Linked DNA regions of Homo sapiens: region 1 is linked to region 2. A link is a loop called in an ENCODE intact Hi-C map of the cell type or tissue named here. Cell type or tissue: gastrocnemius medialis. All regions are shown on one strand. Links, peaks and the distances in the headings refer to the core of each region. The heading gives the core; the rest is flanking DNA.

Evidence for each region. A loop is a pair of places that touch in the nucleus more often than their neighbours do. Peaks named below come from ENCODE experiments on the same cell type or tissue, not always from the same donor. Only the 100,000 strongest peaks of a DNase experiment are listed, where the experiment ranks them.
Region 1: a loop joins it to region 2, with 23 times the contacts of the local background. A loop is called at or near these places in 1 of 110 quality-filtered maps.

What each region holds. Positions count from the first base shown.
Region 1 is chr16:68,342,519-68,349,216 of GRCh38, reverse strand. PRMT7 (protein arginine methyltransferase 7) reads right to left here. Exons shown (of 19, transcript NM_019023.5): 10 at 3,415-3,542; 11 at 2,937-3,072; 12 at 1,923-2,006; 13 at 1,539-1,586; 14 at 786-875. Among named protein-coding and RNA genes, the nearest start is that of PRMT7, 35 kb to the right of the region's middle. RefSeq lists an enhancer at 13-513. In gastrocnemius medialis, for the core only: a CTCF peak has its summit at 3,253; DNase peaks (open chromatin) are centred at 1,970, 3,123, 3,556 and 4,750; H3K27ac peaks cover 3,745 bases.
Region 2 is chr16:68,506,463-68,513,160 of GRCh38, reverse strand. LOC105371321 (a long non-coding RNA gene) reads left to right here. Exons shown (of 4, transcript XR_933693.3): 3 at 443-803; 4 at 1,022-1,052. Among named protein-coding and RNA genes, the nearest start is that of ZFP90, 29 kb to the left of the region's middle. RefSeq lists an enhancer at 4,636-5,136. In gastrocnemius medialis, for the core only: a CTCF peak has its summit at 2,805 (motif pointing right); a DNase peak (open chromatin) is centred at 2,815; H3K4me3 peaks cover 667 bases; H3K27me3 peaks cover 586 bases.

The sequences.
Region 1 (6,698 bases), core at 615-5,614, 160 kb after region 2:
GGAAAGCGACCTCCCCAGCACAGGCAGAAGTCCCGGGTCACAAGGACAAGCGGGTAGAGCAGATGAAGCCTGCAGGGAGACCGTGGGAGTAACGACGAGGTTGCTGGCAGAAGCAGTTTCAGGGCCCGGAAGCCTGACTGCAGCAGGAAGCCGTGGACGGGGAATGAAGACAGGAGTGCGGTGGAGAGGAAAGGACATGCTCTGCTCCTAGGAACCCCAAGAGAGCTGCTCTGTCCTGACCTGAAGGAGCAGAGATGAGGCTGAGCTAAGAGCAGTACAGCCAGGTGTGGTGGCTCATGCCTGTAACCCCGACACTTTGGGAGGCTGAGACTGGCAGATCGCATGAGCCCAGGAGTTCAAGACCAGCCTGGGCCACATGATGAAACGCTGACTCTACAAAAAATACAAAAATTAGCCAGGCATAATGGCACATGCCTACAGTCCCAGCTACTCGGGAGAGGTGGGAGGATCGCTTGAGGCTGGAAGGTCGAGGCTGCAGTAAGCCAAGATCGTGCCACTGCACTCCAGCCTGGACGACAGCGCGAGACCCCATTTTCAAAAAAAAAAAAAAAAAAAAAAAAAAAAGAGCAGTGCAACCATCTGCTCACCGGGCAGCTCCATGAAAGCTTCACCACACCCTTGATGGTGGGAGCTCGTAGGAGGTAAGGTTGCATGTGGAGGACCCACTGTGAGACTCCAGGGACAGGGTGGGGCCTGGGCTACTTCAGTGCCGTGCTGACCACCCTAACACAGCCCAGCGTGGCCAAAAGGCTCCCGCTACTCACCTTTCTGCCCTGTAGGTCCTCATTTGTTAATAATTCCGGCCGTTTCTCTATGATGTTAATTTTATCTTCCAAGTGGTTAGCCTTGAAGATCTTAGAAAGAAAACCGTAAAATTACTGTATTCATACTAAAGTATTGTGTTTGTCAGGAAAAAAAAATCTCTCAAAGTTGCATTCTCCGCTTTGAATTTTCCGGCAAATGGTTCTGGAACACCACTTTTATCTGCTTTGTGGAAAAATCCTCTCCTTGGGGGGCATCCTATAGACCACGGATGAGATCAGGAGCACAATGTGATAAAAGCAAAAGAAATTTCTCCCGCATGTGCACACCAGGACTCAGTGCGAGCCTGCAGTTCTGGTGAAGGGAGTTCCCCTTTGGAGAGGAAATCAAACCAGTTACTGGCCAGGGAGAGAAATGCCATCTCCCATCAGGCTGTGAGCACTGGCTCCCTCAGCACTGATGTCCCAGAAACACATCCTACATTTAATTCTACCGCAACAGTAGCTTATGTGAAGTGAGGAAAAAAGCCTAAACTTCTTCAGACACAAAAAAACAAAGCAGAGTGCAAATGCCTGCCTCTATTTCAGTGACAGCTCCCAAGGCCTCTGGCTGCTCTCCAGGCAGCAACCAAGACAACACAGGGGTGCAAGCGAGCCACCACTCCTTTGTTCCCCTGGGGCCAATGCCACTTCAAAGCCATCAACCCAGACCCCACAGGTCCTCTCACTATTTCAGCAACAACAATTCTCACTTACTTTTCTCAACAGTTTGTGAGAAGCTGCTGAACTCTCGACTGTAAACACCTAGAGGGAACACCACGCTATTAGTTGTAAGATATTCACTTAACAGAGAAGAAATTAAAGATTAAAATGCGACAAGACCATCCTAAGACAGAGGACACACCTGAACAACCCTCCCTGCCCTCATTCCCTCCCTGGGGCAGCCTGAACACCAGCTCTGAGGCCTGACGCCTGCCTGCACGCACAGGCAATAAACCCCCCAGCCCCTGACCCGAGCATGCTGTGCCCACAACAGTGGCCTTTGCAAAGAGCCTTGATCACAGAATTGTGCACCCGGACCACGCAATGCTCTAACTCACAAGCCCACATCAGGAGGCTGACAAGGGTGCATGTCAGTACCTGCTCCACCCCCAGGTGATGGGCCAGCACGGAGAGCAGGCTGCCATCGCTGACACACAGGCACACGCTGTCTGGCTTCAGCACCTGCGGGGAACAGGCAAGCTCAGCACAGGGCTTCCTCCAGTTTGCCAGAAGATTCCTGCTGGCAAGCTGTCAGAAATACTTCCCTTCTCACTCCACTTGCCCAGACCTCAGACCATCCCCCTGCGTCCTCATGCAGTAACCACCCCCAGCCACAAACATGCCCGCCTTGCTCACATCTCCCCACCTGTCCCCAGTGTCAGGAAAGACACCCCTCAACCCAGCCTAGAGGCCCCGCTGAAGGCCTGCACCACCTGCAGGCCACCTTCCAGTCCATGACAACAGGCTTCTTCCCTGTCTGGTTAGAGCACAGACAGCTGAGAGCCTCCAAGGCTTGAGTGTTCACAATTGACTGCCCAAAGGCAAGGATGCCTTTCTGGGTGACAGACCCCTCTGAGAGAAACTCAGGATGGCTTGGATCCTCCCCCCATCCCCCAAAATGCACACATTCACACCTATTTCTGTACACACCCCCAAGGGCCTCAAGAGACCCTCCCTCTAAGCCCCATCTGTAATCCCCAAGCCGAGTCCCCTGCTACAGGTAGCAGGGAGCAAAGGTTTTCAGGCAGGAGAGCGACATGATCAGATTTACATCTTAGAAAATTTTAGAAAGGTGACAACACATGAAAAGAGGGGGTGGCCTAATCCACCGTGACCACCCACAGCAATGACTGTGTCTGACAAGGCAAAGGTGTCCAGCAGGAGCCCAGCCAGAGGCTCTCCCAGTAGAGCAGAGAGCAAGCCCTCAGGAAGTCCAGCCCCAGGCTCTCCCGCTTTCTGCTCCAGTGCCCACCCAGGAGGCGCTCGCTGAAGCCACTCATAGACAAGAGGACACAGGAAAGAAACAGCAAATCATAAGCAAAGTGCTGGGGTTCATGGGACAAACTTCTTTCTCCCTTTTCCCCACAACAAGCCAAGGGGCTGGACACTTACGGTCCTCAGAGCCTGGACGTATCGATCAGTTCTGTCCTGGTCATTGATCTCTCCAAACCGAGGCCGGTTCCAGAGCAGGTGAGCCTGGCAGTCACACACGGGGCGCATCTGGCGGACTCTCTCATTCTTTTCAGGGCTAGGCCAGGAGATGAACAAACAGACGTGGGCTGTGAGCGCCTCCACAGGTCTCCAGAGGGCATGAATCTGGACACTGGTCTCCAGTAGGCATGAGGGCTTAGAGCACCCGCTAATTCCAGACTTTTCCTACGCATCTGCTCTAAACAGATTCCAGCAACCCATGACAGCCTCTCCTGGGTACACACGAATGGGCACTGACACACTGGTCACAAATCTTTGTTCTTATGTTATTCTGTCCAGACACAAATCAACCCACTGGCACCTCCAGAGGATCTGTAAATGGGGAATTTACATACAAGTCTCAGAGGCTCATCCTCCACCCCCACGAGGCTCGACGTACCTGGTCCTCTGCAGGCTGTACCATACGCAGTAGTCATCGTGGTGGGCTACCAGATAGAGCGCTGAGCCCTGCACCACAGGCTCCTCTTGTGGCAGGAAGTACACACACTGCATCCAGTGGTCCCGCCACTGAAACGGAGAACAGAGTCAGCTGTCAACGAGCTGCAGTATGAGCAATGCTTCTAATCCAGGAGCCAAATGCCAGAGAACTGCCAGTTTTCAGGACGTCCACAATGTAGACTACAGCTGGCTATTGTGGCCAAGGAGATAAATAAACTCTAAACTCAGAGGCCAGTGGCCCAAAAGTTTGCGGGAACCCTGCTGGCTTTAGGAAGACACAATGTGGCCAAGAGCAGCAATCTGCCAGAGTGGCTCAGGGGAGGGGACAAGTGCAGGCTCCAGTCCCCACCCCATCAGAGTAGCACCAAAGCTCTCTCTTCAACACGTAGAGCTGTGCTGAATGTTTCCTTTGAAGGAAAAAAATTGGTTTAAACCTAGTGGTTTAAGGGGAACCTTTTCAGAACAGTCCATGGCACGCATTCCAAAGGCTTTAACGTACTCGGAATTTACAAAACAGTCAGACTCAATGCACTAAACCTAACTGGATCGTAGACTGAGGAAACAAAAGCTATCAAGGACTTCTGGAGACAAATTTTATTTTGAACCATATGTTAGACGATACTATGGAACCACTGTTTTTCTTAGGTGTGATCATGTGTTTCATTTATGTTGCAGACTGTTTTCATTCTTGGGAGATAAGTGTTGAAGTATTTAAAAGTAAAGTGTCAGATGTCTGCAACTTACTTTCAAATGATTTAGCAATAAAAAAAAAAAATGTGCATGCCCGTGTGTGTGTGTGTGTGTGTGTGTAGAGATGCAGGAAGGGAGGCAGAAAGACAAAGATAAAGCAGATGTGGCAAACGTTAACAACTGGTAAATTTAAATTAATAAAGCGACCATCAGTGTTCATTTTCACTTATTCTGTGGATATATAATTTTTCAAAATAAAAAGGTGGGAAAATACAAAAAGGTTTTGGCTTATTCTTTGAATTAAATTGAAGTATTTAAATAACTGAATATTCTAAATTGTGAAACATGGTTGACAATGATCCACGGTCAATTTTTAATAAGCTGTGCTAGTCCTTACTACAAACCCCACATACAGGTTTCTATCCTAAGAAAACCCCAAAAGAAAAAAAAAAGTTATATTCACATAAAAATGCAAATCACAGAATTATTTATACCAGCAAAAACTGGAACCCACCCAAATGGCCAGCACTCAGAACGGGATATAAACCCTCGTGCAGAATACGGACAGACATCTTAAACGCTGCTGCTGAAGGCCACGGGGCCCGGAACAGAGATGAGCACCGATGACACCCACGCGTTTGGAGAGAGACCAAACAAAGGGAGCTATTTTGAGTGAAAGGGAGGACCATGAGTGATATTTTTATTTTATATAATGAGGTTTATTTCGCTCATAATTGTTAAGCCTCTTTTTGAAAAAGGAAGAACTGCCCTAAAAAGTAGATGCCAGCTGGACACGGTGGCTCATGCCTGTAATCCCAACAATTTGGGAGGCCGAGGCTGGCAAATCGTTTGAGGCCAGGTGTACGGGACCAGCCTGGGTAACATACCAGTGACACCCATTTCTACAAAAAACACAAGATTAGCCATGCATAGTGGCAAGTGCCTGTAGTCCCAGCTACTCAGGAGGCTGAGGTGGGAGGATCGCTTGTGCCCAGGAGTTCACAGTTGCAGTGAGCTAAGAGGTGCCACCACAATCCAACCTGAGCAATAAAGCAAGACCCTGTCTCTAACAAACAAAAACAGGAGATGCCTGGCTCAACTCTGATGAGACGACTGCCTGCTCATTCTGTCACCTTCAGGAACTAAGAAAAACTTGGCCCTGTGGGACTCCAAGAGCACAGGTAAGGAATGTGCCCACCCACCTGGTCTTTAATTTAACAAAAAGGCAGGAGAATGACATTCCCACACGCTTAAGACGCTTACTTGAACATAAAAACTAGAAAATGAAAATCTGACCAGATATGTTCTGGAAAAATAAATAGTAACAGGAATAACACAGGTTCTTTTAAACCTTTTATTCATTCCCACACTATGCAAATGCATGTGAAGAAGACAGGAGAACCCTTTCCCGACCCCTCCTAGGCTCCCATGGCACTGCCCTGTCATCATGTCCTTCCCATACTACCTACCACAGGGACCTCCTGGGTCCTAACGTTGAGGAGCTGGTGACAGAACCCACTGTGCCAAGGTGGGACAGACTAAATATACTTAGGATCAAAGCAGTTACATGAATTCATGAGGGAGATTCATTAGCAGCTTTCAAATTTCCAATCCAAAAGTCAACGCTGGTAGAGAAACAACACAAGACCCACAGTCAAGAGACCAGGGGCAGGACCCACTCTACTGCTCCTGGACACAAGGCCCCGCTCCAATCCCTGGAGCCTGCTGAGTCCCGGGTTGGCTATGGTTGTGGTTACCTTGTTTGTCTACTAAGAGGATTCAAGGAGAAAAAATACATAGTAGCGCTCCGAAGATATGCAAATTAAAAGTACTAACTTTTTTTTTTTTTGAGACGGAGTTTCGCTCTTGTTGCCCAGGCTGGAGGGCAATGGTGCAGTCTCAGCTTACTGCAACCTCCACCTCCCAGGTTGAAGTGATTCTCCTGCCTCAGCCCTGTAGCTGGGATTACAGGCGCCTGCCACCATGCCCGGCTAATTTTCTTTGTATTTTTAGTAGAGACAGGGTTTCAACATGTTAGCCAGGCTGGTCTTGAACTCCTGACCTCAGGTGATCCACCTGCCTTGGCCTCCCAAGTGCTGGGATTATAGGAGTGAGCCACCGGCCAAAAGTACTAACATTTTAATGCTATTCTTATGCTAATTCTGCAACACAGTCTTAGGAAGAATGTGACGCGGTGCCAATCTCAACTCTGTGGGTGAATTCAGAGTGACACACACACAGCCTGCAGAGGGATGCTGGCAGGCCCTGGCTGGACACACACACACCCGGGGCCAGGCACCTGGAAGGTGGAGGGGAGACTAGGAAGCTCACATACTTCTTAGTCTCACATGCTGCTGTCGGTATGGGTACGCTGATTGACAGCAATTCCCCAGCAGTCACAACCCTTCGGCCTAAACAGTAACTCTGGGAATGGGGTAGGTGAAGCTGCTAAGGCCTTCCATAATGTTGTGGACACCTAGAACCAGCAGGTGAGCATTCAACACAAAGCCAGGGGTTAAGGCCAGGCAGGCTGGA
Region 2 (6,698 bases), core at 584-5,583:
GTGCTGGGATTACAGACGCCCGGCCTGTTGTTGATTATTTCTGAAAAGCCTCAGAAAAACCTCTTCCCCAAACTAGCCACCATAAGGCAAGATGGTGATTTATTAAGCATGAGTTGGACTGGCTTAGCTCTCCTGGTTGGCTAAAATTGGCCAGAAAAATAAAGTAATTTGTGGTTGTCAGATTCTAAATTAAATGATTCAAATACTACTGTGGCTGATTAAAAGGCTTTATTCAATTTCCTCCTGACCACATGCTCTCCTGTGAGACCAGGAGATACTGTTTCTAGAAGAAATGCACTATTTGGAGCCTGTTGATCTAATCTAATGGATGGTGGTTATTAAATATGGTCTCCCTACTTTTTTCTAAATGAAAGGTGAGACTAAAGAAGGAGGAAGAAATGACTCCCTGTTTGTTTAACTATGAATGATTCTCTCTTGCCAGGTTTCTGGGTAGCAGCCTCTACAGTGAACCAGGGTGGATACCTAAGACATTTTTAAGTACCCTTAAAAGACCTCTAGGCAACCATAACAAAGGTCAACAAATGAAACTCAAGCATGAATAAACAGGAAGAAGAGTCTAGGATTGTAGCCGACCATCTAATGGTGCAGTGCATCACCCACGGTACCCGCTGAAGGGACAGTCTTGTGCCGGCCATCTCAGTGCCCTCCCTTCTTGGCCTTGCTGATTAGACCCCAAGGGAACCAGGACACAAGGCGGCCAATCCAGAGATGTATCATGTGCCCTGGCGGAAGACAGATGAGCTGGCTTAGGAACATGAATGAGGAACTCCAGCAATGAGGAGGTTAGCAGCTGATGCAGGCATTGAAAGGGGGAGAGAAAGAGGTCAGAGAGAGACCACGTGACTCTGGGAGAGCGCTGGAGTAACCAGCTGGCCCCTAGAGTGGGCCTTACTCTGGTCCAGGCTCTGTCTGGACCAGTTTGTTGCACTCATCTTGAAAGCAAGCTCAGCCCTTCTTCTTTTTAAAAAAAATTTTATTTCTTTACTTTTTTTTGAGACAGGGTCTTGCTCTGTCACTCAGGCTGGAGTGCAGTGGCACTAGCAAAGCTCGCTGCAGCCTCAACTTCCTGGGTTCAAGGGATCCTCCCACCTCAGCCTCCCAAGTAGCTGGGACCACAGGCAAGTACCACCATGCTCATCTGATTTTTATTTGCTTATTTTAAAATTTATTTTATTTTTTTCTGAAATAGGGTTTCACTCTGTCACCCAGGCTGGAGTGCAGTGGCACCATCTCCACTCACTGCAACCTCTGCCTCCCAGGCTCAAGCGATTCTCCTGCCTGCCAGGTGAGTAGCTGGGACTTCAGCCGCGCATGACCAGGCCTGGCTAATGTCTGTATTTGTAGTAGAGATGAAGTTTTGCCAAGTTGGCCAGGCTGATCTCAAGCTCCTGGTCTCAAGTGATCCTCCCACTTCGGCCTCCCAAAGTGCTGGGATTACAGGTGTGAGCCACTGCTCCCAGCCTGCAGCCCTTCTTAAGGTGGCCTAAGCAGGACTCAAAGGAGCCCAGCTGACCCCAGGAATCAACAGAAGATTTTCAGCAGGAACCACAGAGCAGTTCACCACCATATAAAACACAGCGGCTTTTGGAGAGTGAGTTGTGTAATCTACAAGGGATATCATGAGGCCAGACCACGGGGCAGGAAATGGCCCTTTGACCAAAGCAAGGAGGAGGATGGCAGTCTCTGGGGAAGAATGGGGCTCACCTCCCTGCGGCCACCTCCCACTAACCTCACCTCTATGCTTCTGTCTCTGGAGGAAAGGATGCCACAGCCTGGCCCTCCTACCCCAGGCCAACAGACAAGGGGGCTCACAGAAGCGAAGCTTGCTTTGAACTCCAAGTACCTCCAAGGTCTGGTAAGACAGCATGACCTTGGACCTTGGAAGGGAGCACAGATGGAAACACACCCAGGCCCTGGCTTGGCCCATCGATAGGTGCAGGATCCCTCATCTGGGATTCCCTTGGTTTATTGAATGAATTTGTTTCCATTTACACTTTGGTTTTAGCCAGTGTATATTTTTCATTATGTTAAGAATTGGTCTCATGTAGTGAATAAGGCCATAGGCCTTGGTGCCAGGCTGTTGGGTGAGTTTCTGGCCCTGCTACTTACTGTGTGGCCGTGACCTAGTCACTTAGCCTCTCAGTGCCTCAGTTTACGCATCTGTAGAATGGGAACAATCTGCCTCTCCCTAGTGTCATTGTTTGTGAGATTAAAGGATCTGTCTGTCCTGTGCCACGGCTTGCAACAGATTCTGCCCATGTCAATATCAGCTTGATGGTTTATTGGACATTTGTGTTTCTTTTCTCTTCTTTTTCTTTTCTTTTCTTTCTTTTATTTTTATTTTTATTTTTATTTTTTCTTGAGACAGAGTTTTGCTATTGTCACCCAGGCTGGAGTGCAATGGCCTGATCTTAGCTCACTGCAACCTCAACCTCCGCCTCCTGGGTTCAAGTGATTCTCCTGCCTCAGCCTCCTGAGTAGCTGGGATTACAGGCGCCCGCCACCACATCCAGCTAATTTGTGTATTTTTAGTAGAGACGGGGTTTCACCATGTTGGCCAGGCTGGTCTCAAACTCCTGACCTTGTGATCTGCCCACCTCAGCTTCCCATAGTGCTGGGATTACAAGCGTGAGCCACCGCGCCCGGCCCTTGTGTTTCATTTCAAATGCTTCTGTCCCGGCCCTTTGACCGTTTTTTTATGGGGGATGTTTTTCCGGTTGACAAGTAGGAGTTCTTAACCGCCAGCGCCCTCCTCCGTCTGCGCTGCGCAGCTGAGGCCCGTACAACCTGCAGGGGGCGCCCGGGGCTCGCGCTGCCTCGACGCGGTGGCCCGTGGGTGTCCGGGCCGGAGAACTCCAGATCCGAGTGCGTCCTCTTGGTCCACGAGCCTCCTCCCTCTCCCTTACCCAAGGACAGTGAGCTGGAGCGCGGGCGGCTGGACGCGTAGCGCAGCCTTCGCAACGGGTCTTTTTTCGTCCCACTTTTTATGGGACCTTGGGCTTCCAAACCGACGTTGGATGGTTTGTCAGCGGATACTTTCACCGCCCACAGCAAACTTGCAGAGCCAAGCGGGCTGTTCTCCGGAGGCTCTCGGAGGACGCCCCCTGCCAGCTGCCGGCATCTGGGGGAGAGGGACAGCATTTGGGGTGGGAAATGAAGTTCTGGTTTTGCACATTTACTGGCCTACACTGGCGTCTCACTGTGACCTAGAAACTGGAGATGGAGGCTAGGGGTGGGAGTTGAGGAGCCAGAGGCTGTGGGGCGGGGGTTCCCACTGGGATCGGTTGGTGGGGTCACCAAGCAACAGCTCCCCATCAGGCAGAGGCCTTAGACGGCAGCATCATGGGCGACGGATGGAGACCATGGGATTCAGGGGCCTGAGAGGGAGGCAATGGGATGGCCACAGAATGCAGCCAGAAATGAAGGGACAAAGAAATCCCTGGGGCTGCAGACCAGTGGCCTCTGTGGTGGCCAAGGGTGAGGGAGACACAGGGCGCTAGGTATGGCAGAGGTGCCACCCTAAAGGCCAAGACTGTACAGGGCTGGACCTGGCAGCACCCGGAGAGGGACCAAGGAAGTTTGTGATCTGGACGATGACATAGGTCGTTCTTACCCATCACAGTTACCCAAGATGAAGGGAGGTCCCTGAGCTGAGAAAAGGGCTGGGCGCCTGCCTGTAATCCCAGTGCTTTGGGGGGCCGAGGTGGGAGGCCAGGAGTTCAAGCCTGCAGTGAGCCATGATCATGCCACTGTACTCCAGCCTGAGTCACAGAGTGAGACTCTGTCTCTAAAAAAAAAAAAAAGAAGAAGAAGAAGAAGAAAAAAAAAACAGACTGGGCGTGGTGGCTCCAGCCTGTAATCCCAACCCTTTGGGAGGCCAAGGCTGGCAGATGGCTTGAGCCCAGGAGTTCAAAACCAGCCTGGGCAACATAGTGAGACTCTGTCTCTACAAAAAATGCAAAAATGAGCCGGGCGCAGTGGTGTGCACCTGTGGGCCCAGCTACTTGAGAAGCTGAGGCGGGAGGATGTTTTGAGCCTGGGAGGCTGAGGTTGCAGTGAGCCAAGATCGCCCATTGCACTCCAGCCTGGGAAAAACTGGGGAGAGAAAAAGTGAGCCAAGCCCCAGAGCAAGGGCTGGGAAGGGAGAACAGCAAGCAGGAGCCTCAAAAACTGGGGCGGTGGGGACGGGGGGTGTGAAGGGGGTGGGATTGTTCAAAGGCACAGGAGCAGTGGTTTCCAGGGATACTGGGGGGTCTGGAGAAGGGACAGCAACTCCCAGGAGATGTGGGGAAGCTGTGGCCAGCAGGGGACAGCTGCAAAGCAGGAGATGGAAGGCTGAGGATGTGTCTGTAACAGATGGCCCCTGCTTTCCAGGGCGTGGAGGACAGCACTTGGGGAGTGGGTGAGAAGACAGGAGACTTCAGTGGGTGGGAGGACAAGATGGGGTGACCAAGAGTGTGAGGGTGGAAGTCTGGACAGGACCCTGGGCTCATCACATGGGCCTCCGGGCAGAACCAGGGCAGCAGAGCCTCCACTCACAGCCTGGACACCAGCCTCTCCTTGGAAGAACCCATCTCCTATTAAGAACCCTGTGGCACAGTGGATCATGCCTGTAATCCCAGCACTTTGGGAGGCCGAGGTGGGCGGATCACCTGAGGTCAGGAGTTGGAGACCAGCCTGGCTAACACGGCAAAACCCCATCTCTACTAAAAATGCAAAAATTAGCCGGGCATTCTGGGCGCCTGTAATCCCAGCTACACGGGAGGCTGAGGCTGGAGAATCACTTGAACCTGGAACCTGGGAGGTGGAGGTTGCAGTGAGCCAAGATCGTGCCATTGCACTCTAGCCTGGTCGACAAGAGCGAAACTCCATCTCAAAAACAAAAAACAAAAAACAAAACCAACAACCCTGCACTATGACGGGTCCTTAAGGAGTGAGTCATGGGCTCTCACTGCACACCAAGGAGCCCCACATGTGAAAATGCTTCTAGAAACATTGAGTGCTTGTAAAGACCTACTGCTGGGCATATTGGCCCTATTAGAGGGAACATTTTATCACACGAAGGCACAGGTAGGTTGTTTCATGGTAATTGCTTTCCTAAACCATAGAGAAAAACGCATCACAAACCCAGCACAGTTAACTAAAGTGGTCACATTCCTCTTCTTTGATTTAAAGCTATTTAGAAATATTAGCAACTGACTTTGCCTCCAGGTTGTCGGTGCTTTTTTTTCTCGACTGTAACTTTTTCTTTTGAATCCCATGAAATATCCTGAGTACACCAGGAGGGAGGAATGAAAATATGTTTGCATTTCCAGCTCTGCAGCCAACTGCTACTCAGACAATACCCTCAATGTGTAACCTGGGAGTTTAATATTCTCAAATATTTATAATTACGCAGAAACAGCCCGAAGAAATGTTCAGCTTCTTCACAGCTGGATAATTATCTACATTCAATGTTCACAACCTCAGAGCTGCTTCTCAGAGTTTGGGGTGCCTCTCTGCCACTTGGGCATGCAGAGTACATGGGTTCTGTGGGCAGATTCCTAACGGGGCATAGAAGTGGCATGGGGAGATCCCATGCCAGCGTGCTCTCTCTCTCTCTCTCAAGAGTCCTGCTCTGTGGTACAGGCTGGAGTGCAGTGGTACAATCATTGCTCACGGTAGCCTCGAACTCCTGGGCTCAAGCAGTCCTCCCACCTCAGCCTCCCGAGTAGCTGGGACCACAGACGCATGCCACCGCACTTGGTTATTATTTTTTAAAATTTCAATAGGTTTTGGGGGAACAGGTAGTGTTTGGTTACAAGGATATGTTCTTTAGCGGTGATTTCTGAGATTTTGATGCACCCATCACCCAAGCAGTCTACACTGTACCCAATGTGTAGTCTTTTATCCCTCACGCCTCTCCCATTTTTTTTTCGGACTAATTAAAAAAAAATTTTTTTTTTCGTAGAGACGAGATCTTACTTTGTTGCCTAGGCTGGTCTTGAACTCCTGGCCTCAAGCAATCCTCCCACCTCAGCCTCCCAAAGTGCTGGGATTACAGGGGGAAGAAAGGCTCAATCATTCCCAGCAAATTCTGTAATGGACCCATGAATAAAGTCCTACATTGAAGAGTCCCTGCGGAAGTGTCTCATGGAGTCCCAGATGCTCCCCACAAAAGGATGCTGTGGTCAAAGCAGCGCTGCCTCTGTCTGCCTTTGGAGAGGCACCATGCATTCTGCTATTCATACATTTTCTCCTTGCCTGGCATCTCTCCTGCTGCTCCCTCTGTTCCACGCATATTTCCAGAAGAATATCAAGAAAACTATTTTTCCTGCATAATTACCCGCCTCCTCTCCACCCACCTCCACACATCTTTTCGGCTTTGACGTGGCAGCTGCTCTGATTTCTTTAAGTGGACTGCATTCTGCATTTACCAGGCAGGTGGAATTCTATGAAGGGAGCCTCCAGCCGAGGCTGGGAGTGAGGGCCCTGGGCATGATCATCCCTCCCTGCACCAGACCTGCGGCTCCCCTGTCTGCATTGAGGTCCTCCTTCCCACAGTCCCTGGGGCACAAAGCTATTGGTTCCTGAATGAGTGTCACCAACCAACTGCCTGGTCCTCCTTCTCCCAAGCCCAGGCTGCCTCAGTCCTGACTCTGTGACCTGAAAGGAAATTCCTCTTTAGTGAGATCAGC